Regions from separate parts of the Homo sapiens genome. Here region 1 is linked to region 2. A link is an interaction called in ENCODE POLR2A ChIA-PET data of the cell type or tissue named here. Cell type or tissue: GM12878. All regions are shown on one strand. Links, peaks and the distances in the headings refer to the core of each region. The heading gives the core; the rest is flanking DNA. Region 1 overlaps GFOD2 (Gfo/Idh/MocA-like oxidoreductase domain containing 2). Region 2 overlaps NFATC3 (nuclear factor of activated T cells 3).

Evidence for each region. Peaks named below come from ENCODE experiments on the same cell type or tissue, not always from the same donor. Only the 100,000 strongest peaks of a DNase experiment are listed, where the experiment ranks them.
Region 1: POLR2A ChIA-PET joins it to region 2 with 6 read pairs; 3 of 35 experiments call an interaction of 5 or more read pairs at or near these places.

Annotation. Positions count from the first base shown.
Region 1 is chr16:67,695,040-67,707,623 of GRCh38, reverse strand. All of the region lies in intron 1 of GFOD2 (Gfo/Idh/MocA-like oxidoreductase domain containing 2), which reads left to right. Among named protein-coding and RNA genes, the nearest start is that of GFOD2, 18 kb to the left of the region's middle. In GM12878, for the core only: no CTCF peak of the experiment used is centred there; no DNase peak of the experiment used is centred there.
Region 2 is chr16:68,115,962-68,123,961 of GRCh38, reverse strand. NFATC3 (nuclear factor of activated T cells 3) reads right to left here. Exons shown (of 10, transcript NM_173165.3): 2 at 841-1,975. Among named protein-coding and RNA genes, the nearest start is that of NFATC3, 35 kb to the right of the region's middle. RefSeq lists a silencer at 4,761-4,890. In GM12878, for the core only: a CTCF peak has its summit at 7,525; DNase peaks (open chromatin) are centred at 3,791 and 4,711; H3K4me3 peaks cover 934 bases; H3K27ac peaks cover 1,329 bases.

The DNA.
Region 1 (12,584 bases), core at 1,790-9,789, 420 kb after region 2:
ATTTGTTTCTAGTGTGGGGCCATTATGAATAAGGCTGCTGTGAACATTTGTATAATTTTTTTTGTGGACTTATGTTTTTATTTTCTTAGATAAATATCTATAAGTGGAGTTGCTGTGATTGGGTTGATATATGTTTAACTATAAGAAACTGTCAATTTTCCAAAGTGGTTGTACTGTTTTACATTCCCACCAAGAATGTATGGGAGTTCCATTTGCCGCATATCCTCTCCAAACTTCAGGATTGTAAGTCTTTTTTTTTTTTTTTTGAAATGGAGTTTCACTCTGTGGCCCAGGCTGGAGTGCAATGGCGCGATCTTCACTCCCTGCAACCTCCGCCTCCTGGGTTCAAGCAATTCTCCTGCCTTAGCCTCCTGAGTAGCTGGGATTACAGGCATGCACCACCACACCAGGCTATTTTTGTATTTTCAGTAGACATGGGGTTTCACCATGTTGGCCAGGATGGTCTTGAACTCCTGACCTCAGGTGATCCACCCATCTTGGCTTCCCACAGTGCTGGGATTACAGGCGTGAGCCACTGCGCCCGGACATTTTTTTTTTTTTTTTTGAGATGGAGTCTCGCTCTGTTGCCCAGGCTGGAGTGCAGTGGTGCGATCTCGGCTCACTGCAAGCTCCACCTCCTGGGTTTACACCATTCTCCTTCCTCAGCCTCCCGAGTAGCTGGGACTACAGGTGCCCACCACCATACCTGGCTAATTTTTTTGCATTTTTGGTAGAGATGGGGTTTCACCATGTGTTAGCCAAGATGGTCTCAATCTCCTGACCTCATCATCTGCTGATTTGTTGGAGTTCTGCAGACAAGTCCTTTGTTACATATATATTCAGCTCATATTTTTTCCCAACCTGTGGCTTGCATTTTCATTTTTTTAATGATGTATTTTAATGAGCAGAAATTATTTTAAATTTTGAAATCCAGTTTTCAATGAGTTAGTGCTTTTTGTGTCCTGTCCAAGAAATCCTTACCCCATGATTTCAAAAAGTACTCTCTGATGTATTTTTCTAGAAGCTTTATGGTTCTGGCTTCTACATTTAGGTCTTTGATCTGTCTTGAATTAATTTTTGCATATAACAGTGAGAGAGAGGGGTTAAGGTTGTTTGCCATATGGATATCCAATTGTTCCAACATCATTTCTTAAGAAGAATTTTTTTCCCCATTGAATTGATTTAATGCTTTGGCTGAAAATCAGTTTACCGCATTTGTGTGACTTGCAGGGTAAAGATAGTATTACAAGGCTGTAACTTTGTCTATAGAAATCTCTAATGGCTCTTTTTAAAAGCCCAGCACTGAGAAATAAAAAGCATATTTTGTAATTTAAAAAAGTATGGTCAGGCCAGGCGCAGTGGCTCACACCTGTAATCCCAGCACTTTGGGAGGCCGAGGCAGGCAGATCTCACAAGGTTAGGAGTTCAAGACCAGCCTGGCCGATGTGGTGAAACCCCATCTCTACAAAAAATATGAAAATTAGCTGGGCGTGGTGGCACGCGTCTGTAATCCCAGCTACTCAGGAGGCAGAAGAATTGCTTGAACCCCGGAGGCGGAGGTTGCAGTGAGCTGAGATTGCACTACTGCACTCCAGCCTGGGTGACAGAGCAAGACTCCGTCTCCAAAAAAAAAAAAAAAAAAAAAATCACAGGGAAAACCATAACAGGCACTTTTTTTTTTTTAAAGATAGAGTTTCACTCTGTTGCCCAGCCTGGAGTGCAGTGGCGTGATCTCGGCTCACTGCAACCTCCGCCTCCCAGGTTCAAGTGATTCTCGTGCCTCAGCCTCCTGAGTAGCTGGGACTACAGGCATCTGCCACCGTGCCCAGCTAATTTTTTGTATTTTTAGTAGAGACGGAGTATCACGATGTTGGCCAGGCTGGTCTCGCACTCCTGACCTCAAGTGATCCGCCCGCCTTGGCCTCCCAAAGTGCTGGGATTACAGGTGTGAGCCACCACACCCAGCCTATTACAGGTACATTTTTTAAAAGCTTGGATGGAACCACCCAGGCTCCATTCATCTATAAATTTCTGAAGAGCTAGCTCACTGCTGCTAATAGGATCGGGGAGACACAATCCCAGAACAAGTAATGACACTTGAAAAAACCTGTAGGTAGGCTGGGCACAGTGGCTCACGCCTGTGTTCTCAGCACTTTGCGGGGCTGAGATGGGTGGATAACTTGAGGCCAGGAGTTCAAGACCAGCGTGGCCAACTTGGCAAAACCCTGTCTCTACTGAAAATACAAAAATTAGCTGGGCATGGTGGCACATGCCTGTAATCTCAGCTACTTGGGAGGCTGAGGCAGGGGAATTGCTTGAACCTGGGAGGCGAAGGTTGCAGTGAGCTGAGATCATGCCACTGCACTCCAGCCTGTGCAACAAAGTGGGATTGTGTCTAAAAAAAGAAAAGAAAAAACTGGCAGGTGATCAAAAGTATTCTTGAAGATATACTGAGAGGTATTTAGGATGAATAATGGATACCATGGCAGGGAAAACAACTATTCAACTCCTATATTTCTCTTTCATCAGAGACCCAGCTGGAAGGACCATGTGCAGGGAAGGTAGCATACCCAGTGCCCAGTGGGTTTGTTTCCTCTGATCAATTTGAATTACATCCCACGGGTCTCAGAAAAGTAGCAGCTGACCATGATATACTCCATAAACTACTGTCAATAAGCCTTGAGGCATTGTGGAGCAGAGGCAGGTGCCAGATGATAAGCGATACACAATGTCTGTGATGTTTGAGCCTGATGCTGGTGATTCCTCAGAACTATGCAAGAACATCTCATCAAACAAATGATCCCTGAGCACCTAGAAAGAGAACTGGAGAACACTGCAAGGTGTGTGGATTTATAAAGGACATCATCATCTAACATTTATTAAGGCCTAACTCTGCGTCAGGTGCCTATACACATCTGGTTGTTGGCCTTGTGGATATTATGGTCAGTTCTGACTGTGTGTGCACTTGGCAACAATTTGGTTTTTTTAGTATGCTTGCTGGATTATTAGTAACCTTGAGGGGAGTGCCAAATATAAATATCATTTATTTAAATGTGAGCTGTGGGGGTTTTTTGTAGTTTCTCATCCCATTGGGCAAAAAGAGAAATTAGAGCTAGTATACTTCTGTGAAATTGTAATTACTGTACTTGAAATCACTAATCCAAAAAACGATGGCAGCCTCAGTTTCCTCATCTGTAAAATGAAGATAATAATAATGGCACCTGCCTCTGGAAGTTATAATTGTTAAATCAGATGATGCCTGTAAAGCACGGGGCACGTAATGTTTACTCAAAAAGAGATGTTGTTACGCTGATCTCATTTTCAGCTGACACAAAGCTGGTAGGGACAGTGAGTAAATATCCAAAATTATCTCAGCTGGTAAACAGTCACCCAAATTAAACTAAATGAAATTTATTAGAGTGAAAATTTAAAGTACTGAACTCGGGGTCAAAAAACTATAATTTGTACTCCCAAGTTCATAGCAGCATTATGGACATAGTAAAATGTAGAAGCAACCCGAGCATTCACTGACAGATAAATGGATAAGCAAAATGTGGTATCTACACACGACGGAATATTATTCAGCCTTTATAAAAGGAAGGAAAATCTGACACATGCTACAACATGGATGAACCTTGAGGACATTACGCTGAGTGAAATCAGCCAGACATAGAAGCACACATACTGTATGATTCCACTTATGTGAGGTACCTAGGGCAGTCAGATTCAGAGACAGAAAGTAGAATGGTGGTTGCCAGGGGCTGGGCACATGGGTAATGGGGAGTTATGTCGTCTCTTCCAGGAAGTCTTTCCTGCCTGTACACTGCCTCTAGCCCCTGTAGTTAATGGTGCTCTTCTCTGCAACAGAGGCAAGTTTCTGTTGCTCTGCCTGTCTACCATATGACAGATTTGCTCAAGTGCCTGTCTGATCTGTGGAGTTCTTTGAGGGTACAGGTAACATCTGATTCATCTTTTCAGTGTCAAAATCTGCAAGAAATTGTGTTTTATCCTCAAGTCACCTCCTGGTGGTAATTCCAGACAGAAAGGGGCAGGGGTGACAGTTCCTGCCAGTTGAGATTGCCTCCTTTAAAGAACATTTCCAGACATTCTGCCAAACTATACCTTCTATATTTATCTCATTTGACACACCTCTTTACAAGGAATGCTAGGAAATACAGGGTTTTTTTTTCCTTTTTGTTTTGTTTTGTTTTGTTTTGTTTGAGACAGAGTTTTGCTCTTGTTGCCCAGGCTAGAGTGCAAAGGCGCTATCTCGGCTCACCACAATCTCCACTTCCTGGGTTCAAGCGATTCTCCTGCCTCAGCCTCCCAAGTGGCTGGGATTACAGGCATGCGCCACCATGCCCAGCTAATTTTGTATTTTTAGTAGAGATGGGGTTTCACCATGTTGGTCAGGCTGGTCTGGAACTCCCAACCTCAGGTGATCCGCCCGCCTCAGCCTCCCAAAGTGCTAGGATTACAGGCATGAGCCACCGTGGCTGGCCAGGAAATACAGGTTTTAACTCTGCACTTTAAAACCCCAACGTTATAAAGACTTGTCAGGAAAGAAGAATTCTTAGGCACCTTCTGCTGAGGGTCTAACCACTATACAAGCTGCCTAATGAGTGAGTGACCTCTAAAGTTATCCATTGACTCCAAAATTCCCAGAATCTGATTTCTCACACACAGTGAGGTGGGTGATTCTTTTTTTACTGTAATCCTGGCTACTGGCCGGGCGCAGTGTCTTACTCCTGTAATCCCAGCACTTTGGGAGGCCGAGGCAGGCAGATCATGTGAGGTCAGGAGTTCAATACTAGCCTGGCCAACATGGTGAAACCCCATCTCTACTAAAAAATACAAAAATTAGCCAGGCACGGCACATGCCTATGATCCCAGCTACTCGGGAGGTTGAGGCAGGAGAATCACTTGAACCCAGGAGGCAGAGGTTGTAGTGAGCTCAGATTGTGCCACTGTGCTCCAGACTGGGCAACAGAGCGAGACTCCATCTCAAAAAAAAAAAAAAAAAAAAAAAAATCCTGGCTACCTTCATGACAATACTGCGTCAGTTGGAGTTCCTGGGCCTTATAACAGAGCGTAGGGCAGGGGTCAGCAAATCTTTTCTGTAAAGGGCCAAATTGTAAATTTTTTTTTTTTTAAGACAGAGTCACTCTGTTGCCCAGGCTGGAGTGCAGTGACATGATCTCTGTTCACTGCAACCTCTGCCTCCCAGGTTCAAGTGATTCTTCTGCCTCTGCCTCCTGAGTAGCTAGGATTACAGGCGCACACCCTGAAGCCTGGCTAATTTGTGTATTTTTAGCAGAGACAGTGTTTCACATGTTGGTCTCAAACTCCTAGCCTCAAGCAATCCGCCTGCCTCAGCCTCTCAAACTGCTGGGATTATAGGTGTGAGCTACTGTACCGGCCTCCAAATTTTAAGTATTTTAAGCTGTGTGGGCCGTATGGCTTCTGTTGTACCTATTCTGCTGTTGGTGGTACAAAAGCAACCATAAATAAAGGAGTAGGTAAACAAATGGGTATGACTGTGTTCTGTCATACCCATAGAACTATTTACAAAAACAATTACCAGATTGGATTTCTCCCACCCCTGTGATAGGCAGTGGGTCGTGGCCTCTAGTTTGGCAGAAGCTGGGGTTCTACAGACTAGATACACAGAAGGTAAGATGATGTTCAGGCAGTCTGGGAAAAAACAATTCACAAATCTCAGCCTCCACACCAAAGTCTCAACAGTCGGGCCTTTTGGGTTCCATGTTTCTCTTAAGGACACTGCAGTTTCTCAGTCACTTAGGCTTAAAACTTCAGGGTCTTTTTTTTTTTTTTTTTAAGTGGGGTCAGTCACATTGATTGAAGTATAATTTACAGAACAGTGAAGTTTATCCTTTTTCTGTATATTCTGTGCTATCAGTTTTGACAAATGCTGTCATGTAATTGCCACCCTAGACAAGATACAGAACAGTTTCATCACCCCACAAAAATTCCCCTGTGCCCCTTTGTTGTCTACACTTAGCCCCAGTTCCAACCCTTGACAACCACTGATCTACTCTTTGTCCCTATAGTTTTGCTTTTCCATTATGGCATTTAAATGGGATCACACAGTATGGTGCCTTTAAGTAGGGCATCTTTCAGTTAGCAGAATGCATTTGAGATTTGTTCATTGTGGCATATATCCGTAGTATGTTCTTTCTATTGCTGAATAGTATCCATTGGCGTTGATATACTACTGTTTATCTGTTTACCTATTGAAGGATATTTGTGTTGATTACAAGATGTGGCAATTATGAATAAAGCTGCTGTAGACATTCACATATAGGTTTTTGTGTGAATATAAGTTTTCATTTCTCTTGGTAAGTACTAAACCTAGAAGTAGGATTGCTAGGTTGTGTGATAGGTATCTATTTAGCTTTATAAGATGGCAAACTTTTCCAAAGTGGCTATATTATTTTACATTTTCGCCAATAATGAATAGTTGCTTCCTACCCTTGCCAGTATTTGATATCAGGTTTTCTGAATTTCAGACATTGTAATGTGTATTTAATAAGTTTTAATTTGTATTTCTTTTTTTTTTTTTTTTTGAGACAGAGTCTCACTCTGTCACCCAGGCTGGAGAGCAGTGGCACAATCTCGGCTCACTACAACCTCCGCCTCCTGGGTTCAAGCGATTCTCCTGCCTCAGCCTCCTGAGTAGCTGGGATTACAGGCGTGCACCACCATGCCTGGCTAATTTTTTTTTTTTTTTCTAGTAGGAACGGGGTTTCACCATGTTGGCCAGGCTGGTCTCAAACTCCTGATCTCGGGTGATCCGCCCGCCTCGGCCTCCCAAAGTGCTGGGATTACAGGCATGAGCCACTGAACCCAGCCTTAATTTGTTTTTTGTTTGTTTGTTTGTTTTGTTTTTTTGAGATGGAGTCTTGCTCTGTCACCCAGGCTGGAGTGCAGTGGCACAATCTCAGTTCACTGCAACCTCTACCTCACGACTTCAAGCAGTTCTCCTGCCTCACCCTTCCAAGCAGCTGGGATTACAGGCACCCGCCACCATGCCTGGCTAATTTTTGTATTTTTAGTAGAGGCAGGGTTTCACCATGTTGGCCAGGCTGGTCTCAAACTCCTGACCTCAGGTGAGCCACCGTGCCCGGCCTTAATTTGTATTTCTAATTAATGCTGTCTAATGACTACTGATACGGTAAGTTATAGTAATTGATTTTATTTTTTAAATTAAATTTAATTTTTTTTTTTTGAGACGGAGTCTCACTGTGTTGCCCAGGCTGGAGTGCAGTGGCACGATCTCAGCTCACTGCAACCTCTGCTTCCCGGGTTCAAGCAGTTCTCCTGCCTCAGCCTCCTAAGTAGCTGAGACTACAGGCACATACTGTCATGACCGGCTAATTTTTTTGTATTTTAGTAGAGATGGGGTTTTACCTTGTTGCCCAGGCTGGTCGCAAACTCCTGAGCTCAGGCAATCTGCCCACCTTGGCCTCCCAAAGTGCTGGGATTATAGGCGTGAGCCACCGCGCCTGGCCTAGTTTTTATTTTTTTGAGGCAGGGTCATGCTCTTGTTGCCCAGGCTGAAGTGTAGTGGTGCAAAAATGGCTCACTGCAACCTCCACCTCCCAGGCTCAAGTGTTCCTCCCTCCTGAGCCTCCTGAGTAGCCACAGGTGTGTGCCACTGCACCTGGCTTTTTTTGTTTGTTTTTTGTAGAGACAGGGTTTCACCATGTTCACCAGGCTGGTCTTGAACTCCTGGCCTCCCAAAATTCTGGGATTACAGGTGAGCCACTGCACCTGGCCTTTTTTTTTTTTCTTTTTCAGTTAAACATTTTGCTATCCAGGCTGGGCGCGGTGGCTTGCTCCTGTTACCCCAGCACTTTGGGAGGCTGAGGCTGGTGGATCGCTTGAGGCCAGGAGTTTGAGACCAGCCTGGCCAACATGGCAAAACCCCTTCTCTACAAAATGTACAAAAATTAGCCAGGCGTGGTGGTACACATCTGTGGTCCCAGCTGCTCGGGTGGCTGAGGCACGAGAATCACCTGAACCCAGGAGGCGGAGGTTGCAGTAAGCCGAGATTGCGCCACTGCATTCCAGTCTGGGTGACAGAGTGAGACTCTGTCTCAAACCAAACTAACAAACAAAAAAACACCACATTCTCCTATCCAATAGTAGTTGATTTTAGAATGTTGAGCCAGCCTTGCATTCCTGGGATTAAACCCCTGTTGGTCATGGTGTATTTTTTTTTTAATTTTTATTTATTTTTGTTTTGTTTTGTTTTTTAGAGATGAAGTCTTGCTCTGTTGCCCAGGCTGGAGTGCCAGTGGTGCGATCTCAGCTCACTGCAGCCTCTGCCTCTTTGGTTCCAGCGATTCTGCTGCCTCAGCCTCCTGGGTAGCTGGGACTACAGGTACCCACCATCACGTCTGGCTAATTTTTTGTATTTTTAGTAGAGACGGGGTTTCACCATGTCAGCCAGGATGGTCTCAATCTCCTAACCTCATGATCCGCCCGCCTTGGCCTCCCAAAGTGCTGGGATTACAGGTGTGAGCCACCACGCCCAGCCACATTGCTAGATTTAATTTGCTAATATTTTGTTGAGGATTTTTGTGCCTAAGTTTATGAGACGTATTGGTCTATAGTTCAGTTATTTATTTTATTTTATTTTTTTGGCTCTCCCACCCTGCTGATAATCCCAAATCCTAGTGATAACTGTCTGCTCCATTTCATTCCCTCCATTAGACCCTCCTTATGTCTTACTTGATATCCTAACTGGTTCTCTGTGTCTAATGTCTCCTAAACTCTATCCTACCTACGTCTTTCTGCCAAATTAAAGAAAAAAAATGCAGGCCGGGCACAGTGGCTCACGCCTGTAATCCCAACACTTCGGGAGGCCGAGGTGGGCAGATCACCAGAGGTCAGGAGTTCGAGACCAGCCTGGCCAATATGGGGAAACCCCGTGTCTACTAAAAATGCAAAAATTAGCTGGGCATGGTGGCGCACACCTGTAATCCCAGCTGCTCGGGAAGCTGAGGCAGGAGACTTGCTTGAACCTGGAAGCAGAGGTTGCAATGAGCCAAGATCACGCCACTGCACTCCAGCCTGGGTGACAGAGCAAGACTCCATCTCAAAGAAAAAGAAAAAGAAAAAAAATCCAATGGTTCTTATTGCTTACCTGCATTAGTCAAGGTCTAGACAGGAAACAGTCAGTGTACTCAAAGGGTTAATTAAAAACTCTTTAATGAAGGGATTATTCACAATAGTGTGAGTAGTAAAGGAAACATACAAGGGATAGTGGAGCACCCAGGGACTGGCAAGGTAGTGTCCCCACCCTAGGTGCAATGACGGAGTGGGGATGTGTCACTGGAACCCAGCAAAAGCAATGGCCATGGGAGAGAGGGGTCCTCTAAAGGAGCTGTGACCTTGGTTAAGGAACACAGCTCTGCCAGAACCATATCCTGGGAGGGAGAGAAGGCAAAAAATAAACACCTTGGCCTTTCCTCCTGCTCGCTGATCTCTTCCTGGTTCTTTCCCTTGGCTGGACTCAGATGGAAGCCAGAGGACCTGGAGCCCAGGGCTTTAGAGACTGACCTTCTGACTCCAGAGACAAAAAGCAGGGCAGAGAGGATCAGGTAGGGAAGGAGGAGCAGACCAAGAATACTGAGCACACCCACCTGTCAAAGTCCAAACTCTTGAGATTAACACTTTACGCCACCAGTTCTGGCTCCTACTCACCTTGCTGACTTGTCACCCCTGAAATTAGGACTTTTCATCTTTTTATGTCCCACAGCTCCCTCGTTAGCTCCTCAGAAAAGGTGAGACATTGACCAGATTAGTATTGGTTTTGAACAGTGGATCAGAGGCAAACAGTCACCCCCAGAGCAGACAGTGGAAGGAACTTGCCTGGCTCACACTCATGAGGAAGGATGGAAGAAGAGTTGCTCCACACATGCACATGTTACAAAATGACTCTTTTTCTTTCTTGTTTTTATAGAGGCTCAGAGAAGTGAAGTAACCTGCTCAAGGTTTCATGCTGGTTGTAGCAGGTCATGCACACAGCCAGGCGTGGAACCCTGGGAGAGTTACCTCACCTCTTTGAGCATGTTTTCTTATCTGTACAACAGGGTTGCATGGAACAAGGGACAGACTAAACACTGGCTGCCCTATTATACTCACTTCATATTAGCTCAGAATTATGACCCTCATATTTCTACTCAACTTTTGAAGAAGAGACATCTAAGTCAGTCACAGATAGTTAACAGATATCTTTTTTTCAGAAAAAGATTCCCTATGTACTGACTCATATCTAATTGGCCAGGCCCAATTATAAGTATTCTACAAATATTAACTCAATCCTTAAATCCCCTGTGAGGTAGATAAAATTTCCCCATTTTACAGATGAGGAAATGGAGATACAGAGTGACTAAAGGACTTACCTGAGGTCACCCAGCTGGAAAGTGACAGAGCCAGGATTTGAACCCAGGCAAGGCCTTGTCAAATTGTATATAGCCTGTCCTGCCAAGGCACACTTCATTCCTGACCAGCATGTGGTGATGGGAAATGTATGTGGTCTTGGCAGGACTGGGTTTGTGGAGATCTTTGGAGGCATCTGAAGGATATGTGCAAGGATGTTAAAGACAAAGAGTGGGGAAATTTTAGGGGTGAGAAAGGGTAGCCACTGAAATTAACAAGGAAAACCAGCTCTGCCTGCTTGGGCAGGAAATACCTAGTCAGCAAGCCTGCCTGCCTTCATGCCATCTGGCTTCCTCGGGGGCCAGCCAATACCCCTTTATGGGAGTTGATGAAGCTTCCCTTTGAGTCAGTGGCAGTAAAACAGGTTATTAAAAATTTTTCGGCCGGGCGCAGTGGCTCACGCCTATAATCCCGGCACTTTGGGAGGCTGAGGCAGGCGGATCACGAGGTCAGGAGATCCAGACCATCCTGGCTAACATGGTGAAACCCCGTCTCTACTGAAAATACAAAAAATTAGCCGGGTGTGGTGGTGGGTGCCTGTAGTCCCAGCTACTCGGGAGGCTGAGGCAGGAGAATGGCGTGAATCCAGGAGGCAGAGCTTGCAGTGAGCCAAGAGCGCGCCACTGCACTCCAGCCTGGGTGACGGAGCGAGACTGTCTCAAAAAAGAAAAAAAATTCTAGTCCATTCTGTTGTTTTAAGCTACCGATACTTATATATATTTTTCACTTCATATTGGCTCAAAATTATCATCCTCATATTCCTACACAGCTTTTGAAGAGGAGACATCTAAGTTGGTCATAGATACGTAATAGATCATTTAAAAAAAAAAAAAAGATTCCCGGCCGGGCGCGGTGGCTCACGCCTGTAATCCTAACACTTTGGGAGGCTGAGGCGGGCAGATCACGAGGTCAAGAGATCGGGACCATCCTGTCCAACATGGTGAAACCCCGTCTCTACTAAAAATACAAAAAATTAGCCAGGCATGGTGGCGGGCTCCTGTAATCGCAGCTACTTGGAAGGCTGAGGCAGGAGAATCGCTTGAACCTGGGAGGTGGAGGTTGCAGTGAGCCGAGATCGTGCCATTGCACCACTCCAGCCTGGGCAAAAAGAGCGAAACTCGATCTCAAAAAAAAAAAAAGGGTTCCCTATGTAGTGGATACATACATTCCCTATATATACCCAAATACAACTAGGGTGAGAAGGAACACGGTGTGAGAGTGGAGGAGGTGTGCCCTGGGCATGAATTTAGAGAAGACATGGACTGTGTCTCACTCCCTTAGCCCTGTAACAATTAGTAATTAATGACCAACAAAATTTGGCTGGGCACAGTGGCTTATGCCTGTAATCTTAGCACTTTGGGAGGCCGAGGCAGGAGGATCACCTGAGGTCAGGAGTTCGAGACCAGCCTGGCCAATATAGTGAAACCCTGTCTCTACTAAAAATACAAAAATTAGCCAGGTATGGTGGCGCATGCCTGTAATCCCAGCTACTCGGGAGGCTGAGACAGGAGAACCGCTTGAACCCAGGAGGCTGAGGTTGCAGTGGGCCAAGATCATGCCACAGCACTCCAGCCTGGGTGACAGAAATGAGACTCCGTCTCAAAAAAAAAAAAAAAAAACTTAAGTAGAATCTCACTACTTACCTAATGCTGCATGCTTGACACTGTCAAGCTCCTATAACAGCCATAACCTGTAAATAACCAAGACACCTGTAAAAGCAGACAGTGACCAAATAGCCGAAGGGAGTCCAGGACATGAAAATTGTAGAAGATAACTGTGTGCTTGACCTGTTTTCTAAGAAAACTAGTAGAGAAGCCTGTAGGGGCAGAATTAGCAAAGAGAAAAGAGAGAGATGGTGGCTGGGCTCAGTGGCTCATGCCTGTAATCCCAGCACTTTGGGAGGTCAAGGCGGGTGGATCACCTGAGGTCAGGAGTTCGAGACCAGCCTGGCCAACATGGTAAAACCTTGTCTCTACTAAAAATACAAAGATTAGCTGGGTATGGTGGCGTGTGCCTGTAACCCCAGCTACTGAGGTAGTAGCTGAGGCAAGGAGAATCGCTTGAACCGGAGCGGCAAAGGTTGCAGTGAGCCGAGATTGCACCATTACGCTCCA
Region 2 (8,000 bases), core at 1-8,000:
CCCAGGCTGCAGTGCAGTGGCATAATCTCAGCTCACTGCAGCCTCCATCTCCCATCTCAGGCAATGCTCCCGCCTCAGCCTCCCTAGTACCTGGGACTATAGGTGTGTGCCACCACACCTGGCTAATTTTTGTATTTTTTGTAGAGACACGGTTTTGCCATGTCACCCAGGCTGGTCTTGAACTCTGGGGCTCAACGGCCTCCCAAAGTGTTGGGATTACAGGCATGAGACACCACGCCTGGCCCCCAAATAGTTTTCTTAGTAATTAAATTCATATTATAATCCAAGTTGTACAATAAACTTTTTTTTTTTGGTAGAAACAGGATGGAGTACAATGGCATAATCATGTTTCACTGCAGCCTTGAAGTTCTGGGCTCAAGCAATCCTTCCACCTCAGCCTCCCAAGCAGCTAGGACTACAGGCAGACATCACTATGCCTGGTTAATTTTTTTTTTTTTTTTTTTGTAGAGACAGGATCTTGCTATGTTGCCCAGGCTAGTCTCAAACTCCTGGGCTCAAGCAATCCTCCTGCCTCAGCCTCCCAAGTGTTGGGAATACAAAGCATAAGCCTCCAAACCTAGCAAGGATTTTTAAATGTAATTTATTATTATCAACAATTCATTAGCTATATATTTTAAAATTATATTTAACCTATCTAAAAATACTTTTAAGATGCAAATGAAAATAAACATTAAGTTATTTGGTAAAATTTTTTTTAAAAATAGGAAGAGGAGAAATGGTCAAACCATTATATAACCATTATATACTGATAATGTAGTTATATGCCACCAATGACCCATAAACATGAAAAATGACCAGCAGCCATTTCCATCAACTCACCGAAATATAGGGGTGTGGCCAGGCTTTGGTTTGCTCCAGGTAAAGGGTGAAGGAACTGAAAGAAACTGATCACCACATGAATCTTTCTTTAAAGGATACTGAGATCCAAGGCCATCATCTATTGAAGTCTCCCGGGCTGGTGATAAACTCCCTTGGTCATCTGAACACAGCTCTAATTTTCCTGGTAGTATGGCAGCTTGATCTTCAGAAGTTTTCCTTGTTTTGAGAGGGATGTCAGTCTCTACACAGTACTGAAATGGAAAAACTGCAGGGCCAAGGCCTGACCCACCATGGACAGAAGCATTGAGCCACGTATCTTCTGTCACACTTCCCCTGGGGGAGTGACCAGGTGAAGGAACAGGTGAGTGATGGGGTGAAAGGGACCCAGCATAACAAACTTCAGCACTGGAGTGCCTCCGTTTCCCACAGGGGGATGTGGGCCTTGATGAGGGTCCTGAGGCTGGCCTGGGGCTCAGCCAATTCTCATCAGTGACACTGGATCTAGGAGAGTGGCAAGGAGATTGCCTGGGTGATAATGAGTGTCCAAGTCCATACTGTTGATGCCAAGTTTCTTCTCCAGGGCAGCCCCCTGGAGAGCCACCAGGAGAAGTCAGAGGGGATCCAAGGGTAAATCGGGCTGCAGCTTCATTCAACTCTGAGTCCACATCATCATAAATATGTGAAAGCGATTCACAAGAAGATGCATCAGAGAACCAACTCCTAGAAGAGATGCTGCTGGCAGGACTAGGACTAAGAGAAGACTCCCGGTAGGATGGCTCAAGAGGAAGATAGAGATGATCTCTAGAAGGCCTTTCCAAAAATTCCCGTTCTGGGTCATTTATCTGTAGGTCATCTTCATGTGCATCTAATTCTTGATGACAGTTAGGAGAGATAGATGTAATTTGAATACTTGGGCACTCAAAGGGTTTGGGACCACCTAATGGGCTATATTTAGATTCAGGAATCTCACAAGTTCCTTCATAGTTTTTGTGACTTTGGAGCTGAAACGATGGTGACAAAACAGAAGAGTGAGACGGTAATCCATGATGTGGTAAGCAAAGTGGTGTGGTTAAAGTAGATGGAGGTGGATCTACATTAAAGATGTAAATGGATGCACAATCATCTGGCTCAAGATCTACGGGGAGGAAGGCAAAAAAAAAAAAACCCAACAAAACAAGAAATTAGAAAACTCAGATGTATAAATTACTAGATGAGAAAGTAAATAATAACAATCTCGAGAGAAAAAAGTGGGATATAAAATGTATGTCATTAGCTCCACTAAAGAAGTGGCATGTGTGTGTTTTTTCAATGCATCTGGTTATTTCTGCAGATATGTGTGATTATTACATATACAATTACATATGTAATTTTTCCTTTTTATGTCCACATTTTCTAAAAAGATAATCAGGAAACATTATGCCCTGAAAAAGATTTTTTTTTTTTTTTTTTGAGACAGGGTCTCACTCTCTCACCTAGACTGGAGTGCAATGGTGTGATCATAGCTCACTAAAGCCTCAACCTCCCATCCTAGGCTCAAGTGATCCTTTCCTCAGCCTCTGGAGTAGCTGGGACACAGGTACATGCCACACTCCTGGTTACTTTTTATTGTCATTTTTGGTAGACACAGGGCCTTGCTTTGTTGCCAAGGCTGGGCTCAAGCTATCCTCCCACCTTAGCCTCCCAAAGTGCTGGGATTACAGGTGTGAGGGAGCGTCTGTGCCCAGCTCAATAAATGTGTTTATTAAAAAAAAAAAAACACATCCATAATTCTAAAAAATACTCATAGCATACAGGCTGCAGTGAGCTCAGATCACGCCACTGTACTCCAGCCTGGGTGACACAGCAAGACTCCGTCTCAAAAAAAAAAAAAAAAAAAAAAGAAAAGAAAAGAAATGAGATATTCCTAGGCTGCAAAGAACAGAAAATCCAACTCAATGTAGCTGAAAAAGGGGGAGGGGACACAGGCTGAATATCCCTTATCCAAAATGCTTGAGGCCAGAAGTGCTTGGGATTTTGGATTTTTTTTTTTTGGCCCATTTACAAATACACAATGAGATATCTTGATATGGGACCCAAGTCTAAACATGAAATACACTTATGTTTCATATATACCTTATTCACATAGCCTGAAAGGTAATTTTGGACAATATTTTTTAATAATTCGGTGAATGAAAAAAAGTCTGTGTTAAGAATTCTCCACTTGTGGCATCATGTCAGAGCTAAAAAGTATAGGATATTGGAACATTCCAGATTTTGAATATGACCTGTATATATTATCCAACATAACAACCTGCATTATCAACCTGTATATATTATCCAACATAACAAGTAGTCAAAGGTAGGAGAGTTCCAAAAGTGGGTTTTTCTTTGTTTGTTTGTTTGTTTGTTTGAGATGGAGTCTTGCTCTGTCGCCCAGGCTGGAGTGCTGTGGCGCAATCTTGCCTCCTGGATTCAAGCAATTCTCCTGCCTCCTGTCTCAGTCTCCTGAGTAGCTGGGACTACAGGCACTCGCCACCATGCCTAGCTAATTTTTTTTTTTTTTTTTTTTTCTGAGACAGAGTCTCTCTCTGGCTTGAATGCAGTGGTGCGATCTTGGCTCACTGCAACCTCTGCCTCCGAAGTTCAGGCGATTCTCAAGCCTCAGCCTCCCAAGTAGCTGGAATTACAGGTGCCTGCCATGACACTCGGCTAATTTTTGTTATTTTTAGTAGAGACAGGGTTTTGCCATGTTGTCCAGGCTGGTCTCAAACTCCTGACCCCAAGCAATCTACCCTCCTTGGCCTCCCAAAGTGCCAGGATTACAAGCATGAGCCACCACACCCGGACTTTTTTTTTTTTTTTTGAGACTAGGTCTCGCTCTGTCACCCAGGCTGGAGTGCAGTGGTGCACTCATAGCTCACTGCTGCCTCAAACTTCTGGGTCAAGTGATCCTCCCACCTCAACCTTTCAAGTAGCCGAGACCACAGGTGCATGCCACCACTCCCAGCAATTTTTTTTTTTTTTTTTTGTAGAGACAGGGTCTCGTTTTGTTGCCCAGCCTAATCTTGAACTCCTGGGCTCAGGCAATCCAACTGCCCCAGCCTCCCAAAGTGCTGGGATTACAGTTCAACAATGTTCTTCAGAAATGTTTCTTTATTTCACTTTGCCATTTTTGGGGAGCTAACTTTGTGCTGTTCATTTTTCAACCACATATACCTATTCTGTCTACACTGGAAACAACATGATTCAACTTATTCATTTAACAAAAAAATTTTTTAGCAACTACTATGTAAGCAGGCATGTTCTGAATACTAAAAACACCATGGTAAACAAAACAAAATCCCCTCCTCATGGAGCTTACATTCTAGTAAAATATGTCAGGTAGTGATATTTGCTGTAAGAGAAAATAAAACGGGAAAAAATATAGAGGAGGCAAAGATGTTAATTTAATAGGAAAGTCTGGAAAGCCTTCTCTAATACTTGAGGAAATAGCAGAAGAATATTAATGTAACTGAGCTATACAGAAATTTAGGGGCATAATGCAGGCAGAGGATAATAGTAAGTGCAAAGACCTGAGGTACAGCATTGTTGAAGTGTACTGTATGAGAAAAAACAAGGCCAGTGGGACTTGAACTGAGTAAGGAGGCAGAATAATGAGAGCTACGGGTGGTCAGGGAGAGGCTAGTCAAGTAAGGCCTTACGAGATGGGAAACCACTGGAGCATTCTAAACAGAAAAGTATCATCATTTGATATATATGAACTGATATAAATTTAGGAGGCTACTGTAATCATCCAGGTGAGAAAAGATGGAATACAGGACCTAAGTGGTAGTGAGCTGTAAAAGCAGAAGCAGCATTAAGAAGTCAGATTTTGGATTAAAGTAGTGCTGACGGAACTTGTTGACTGGATGTGAAAGAACAGTCAAGGGTGACACCAAGGTTTAAAGCCTTGAACTATTATTAAAAACACAGTATTGGTCGGGCGCAGTGGCTCACACCTTTAATCCCAGCACTTTGAGAGGCCGAGGCGGGTGGATCACGAGATCAGGAGATCACGACCATGCTGGCTAACACGGTGAAACCCCATCTCTACTGAAAATACAAAAAATTAGCCGGGCGTGGTGGCAGGCGCCTGTGGTCCCAGCTGCTCGGGAGGCTGAGGTGGGAGAATGGCGTGAACCCAGGAGGCAGAGCTTGCAGTGAGCCAAGATCGCGCCATTGCACTCCAGCCTGGGCAACAGAGCGAGGCTGTCTCAAAAAACAACAACAACAATACAGTATTTCTGAAATTTTCTGAATTTCTGAAAGAACAGCAATTACTGAAATAAAGAAAGTGAGACAGACTTGAGATAAGAAACCAAAACTTCTACTTTGTACATATTAAATATGAGAGTCCAGTAAGCTTTCCAAGTGGAAATGTCAAATAGATATTTGTGCATAAGAACACAAGCTAGCTATGTAAATGTGGGAATCATTAACGTATATATGAAATTTAAAGCCATAAGACCAAAAGATCACTAAGAAATTAGTACAAATAGAGAAGAAAGTAGGCAACTGAGGCACAAGGAACTCCAAAGTTTAGGATTAGGGAGAAAAAGAAGAATGAGTTAAGAGGTTAGAAGAGACATCAGTGAAATGGAACAATAACCAAAAGAATGCAGCATCCCAGAAGCCAAGTGAAGAAGGTGCTCATTCATTCACCAACTATTAATGATGTGATTAATATTTTATAGAAACTGTTATAGATGGTAGGTACATAAAAAGTAAATAACACACATATGGTCCCCCGCCCTCATTAAGCAGTCAGTCTCAGGAGAGACTGACAAAAACACAAATTAAAAATGGTAAGTGCTACTAAGTGGTAGAAGAGAGAATCAGACAAGGAACTTGTTTTACAGAGATTACAGAGATGGCCTTTTTGAGAGGGTAGCATGTAAGCTAAAACCTGAAAGATAAATAGGAACCAGCAAGCAAAGAAAGAGAGTCAGCGGGGCTGGGGAGAGAAGGTGATAGTTGCAACACAGGAGAATAGGCATAAACAGTCTGAGTCAAATAACGCCTTGGTTTCTTTAAGAAACGCCCAAGATGGCTAGAGTTAACAACTGAAAGGGTAGAGCTAGAAGAAGCCAAGACATAGAAGAACTGTAGTAAGGGCTTTGGATTTTATTCAAAGAATAATGGAAACCATGTAAGAGTTTTAAAAAGGGGAATGACATGATTTCTATTATATATGAGAACAACTTCAACTGCTGTATCTCCAGTACCTACCAAGTAAGTCCCTGACATTTATTAGGTCTATAATAAATCATTTGTTCAAGTTGTTGGGGCCGGACATGGTGGCTCACACCTGTAATCCCAGAACTTTGGGAGGCCGAGGCAGGCAAATGGCTTGAGTTCAGGAGTTCGAGACCAGCCTGGACGATGTGGCAAAAACCCATTTCTACAAAAATAAAAATACAAAAAGTAGCCAGGCATGGTGGCACATGCCTGTACTGTAGTCCCAGCTACCTGAGAGGCTGAGGCAGGAGGGTCGTTTGAGCCTGAGATTCGGAGGTTGCTGTAAGCCAAGATAGCGCCATTGCACTCCATCCTCGGTGACAGAGCAAGACCCTGTCTAAATAAATAAATAAGGTTGTTGGAATTGCTTCCCTTAGAGAATCTATGTTACTCCTGAGTAAGGAGGCAGAATAATGAGAGCTAGGGGTGCTCAGGGAGAGGCTAGTCAAGTAAGGCCTTGCGAGATGGGAAACCAATGGAGCATTCTAAACAGAAAAGTATCACCATTTGATATATATGATCTGATATAAATTTAGGAGCAAAATCCTCAATTAGGAATTTTTGAACCATGTTTCTTGGCAATGCTATCAGCCTGTTGAATTATGATGGTAGCTAAAACTTTCTAAAACTTAGCTCACAATGTCACCTATCTAAATGGTACTCAAGTGGACAGAAGTAAAACAAGCCTCTGAACACTCAAAATATACAGCATAAAAGCTCATGTGTTTAACTCACAGAAATTTTCCTTGGCCCCTTGTTCAGATCCTCTCTACTCAATTTTAGATCCCATAATATTATATGCTTATCTAGTCCACAGATTAGAAGCAGGAAATCTAAAATGAGAGAAGATGGCTGCAAAGAAAAGGAGAGACAGGAAAAACAAGCAAACAGTTCAAAGGGTATATATAGCACCTTGAAGTCATCCAGAACAACTTGTTCTTTACTAATTTCATCTAATCGTACTGCTTATTTTCAAACTGCCTTTTTCCTTTACTTAAGAATGTACTTGATTAAATAGGAAAAATTAATTAAATCCCAACCCTTTGAGAAAAAAAAAAAAGGACAGAAAGTCACCCATAGAAGATTTTACAGTTTATTCAAATGAAATTATTGTACCAGCCCATTTCAGTTGTTGACTAATGCTGAAAACCACACCCTTCTCCCAAATAAACTGTAGATGAAGCAAACATCTTCTACGTCAGAATGATGTCTTAAAGTGCTGCAGAGACCTGCACACAAAATTTGTGGGAATGCTGCTTTATCTTTTTCCCAAGTGTCCAACCTCTGGAAATGATATAAGCAGCTACTACAATCTAACTATGACGAACAGTCCTAAGTCCAGATTTCCAAGTCTAGAATTCTCAAATTCAAGGTGCTTCAGAAATTTCACCATCTCAAGAATTACTTGTTCCATGTTCCTTCAACCACCAGAGGGACTCATGCAAGCATACAGTAATCTGGACAACCCAAGTTGTCTTATGAATGTTTTTATGTATAGTATGAAGCAGAGGTTGGCAAAATACAGTCCATGTGCCAAGTCTGGCCCACCAACAAGTGGTAGGCCACATTTAAAATCATTAGTTTGTAGGCTATAGAAAGCCTACAGATAATAGTTTGTCTTTCTATAGCCTACAAACTAATGGTTTTAAATGGTTTCAAAAAATTGTTTTTAACTGTGTCATGACAAAAAAAAGTTATGATTCAAATTCTGGTATCCATAAATAACGTTTTACTGAAACACAACCATGCTCATTCATTTATATACTATCTATGGTTATTTTCACACAAGGGTAGAACTGAGTAACTGTCAAAGGGACCACATGTACTACCCCTATTCCTTCACATTGCTGCTTGATGGACACAAATTGCAGTGACAAAGTTCTAATGAGTGCAATGCATACGTA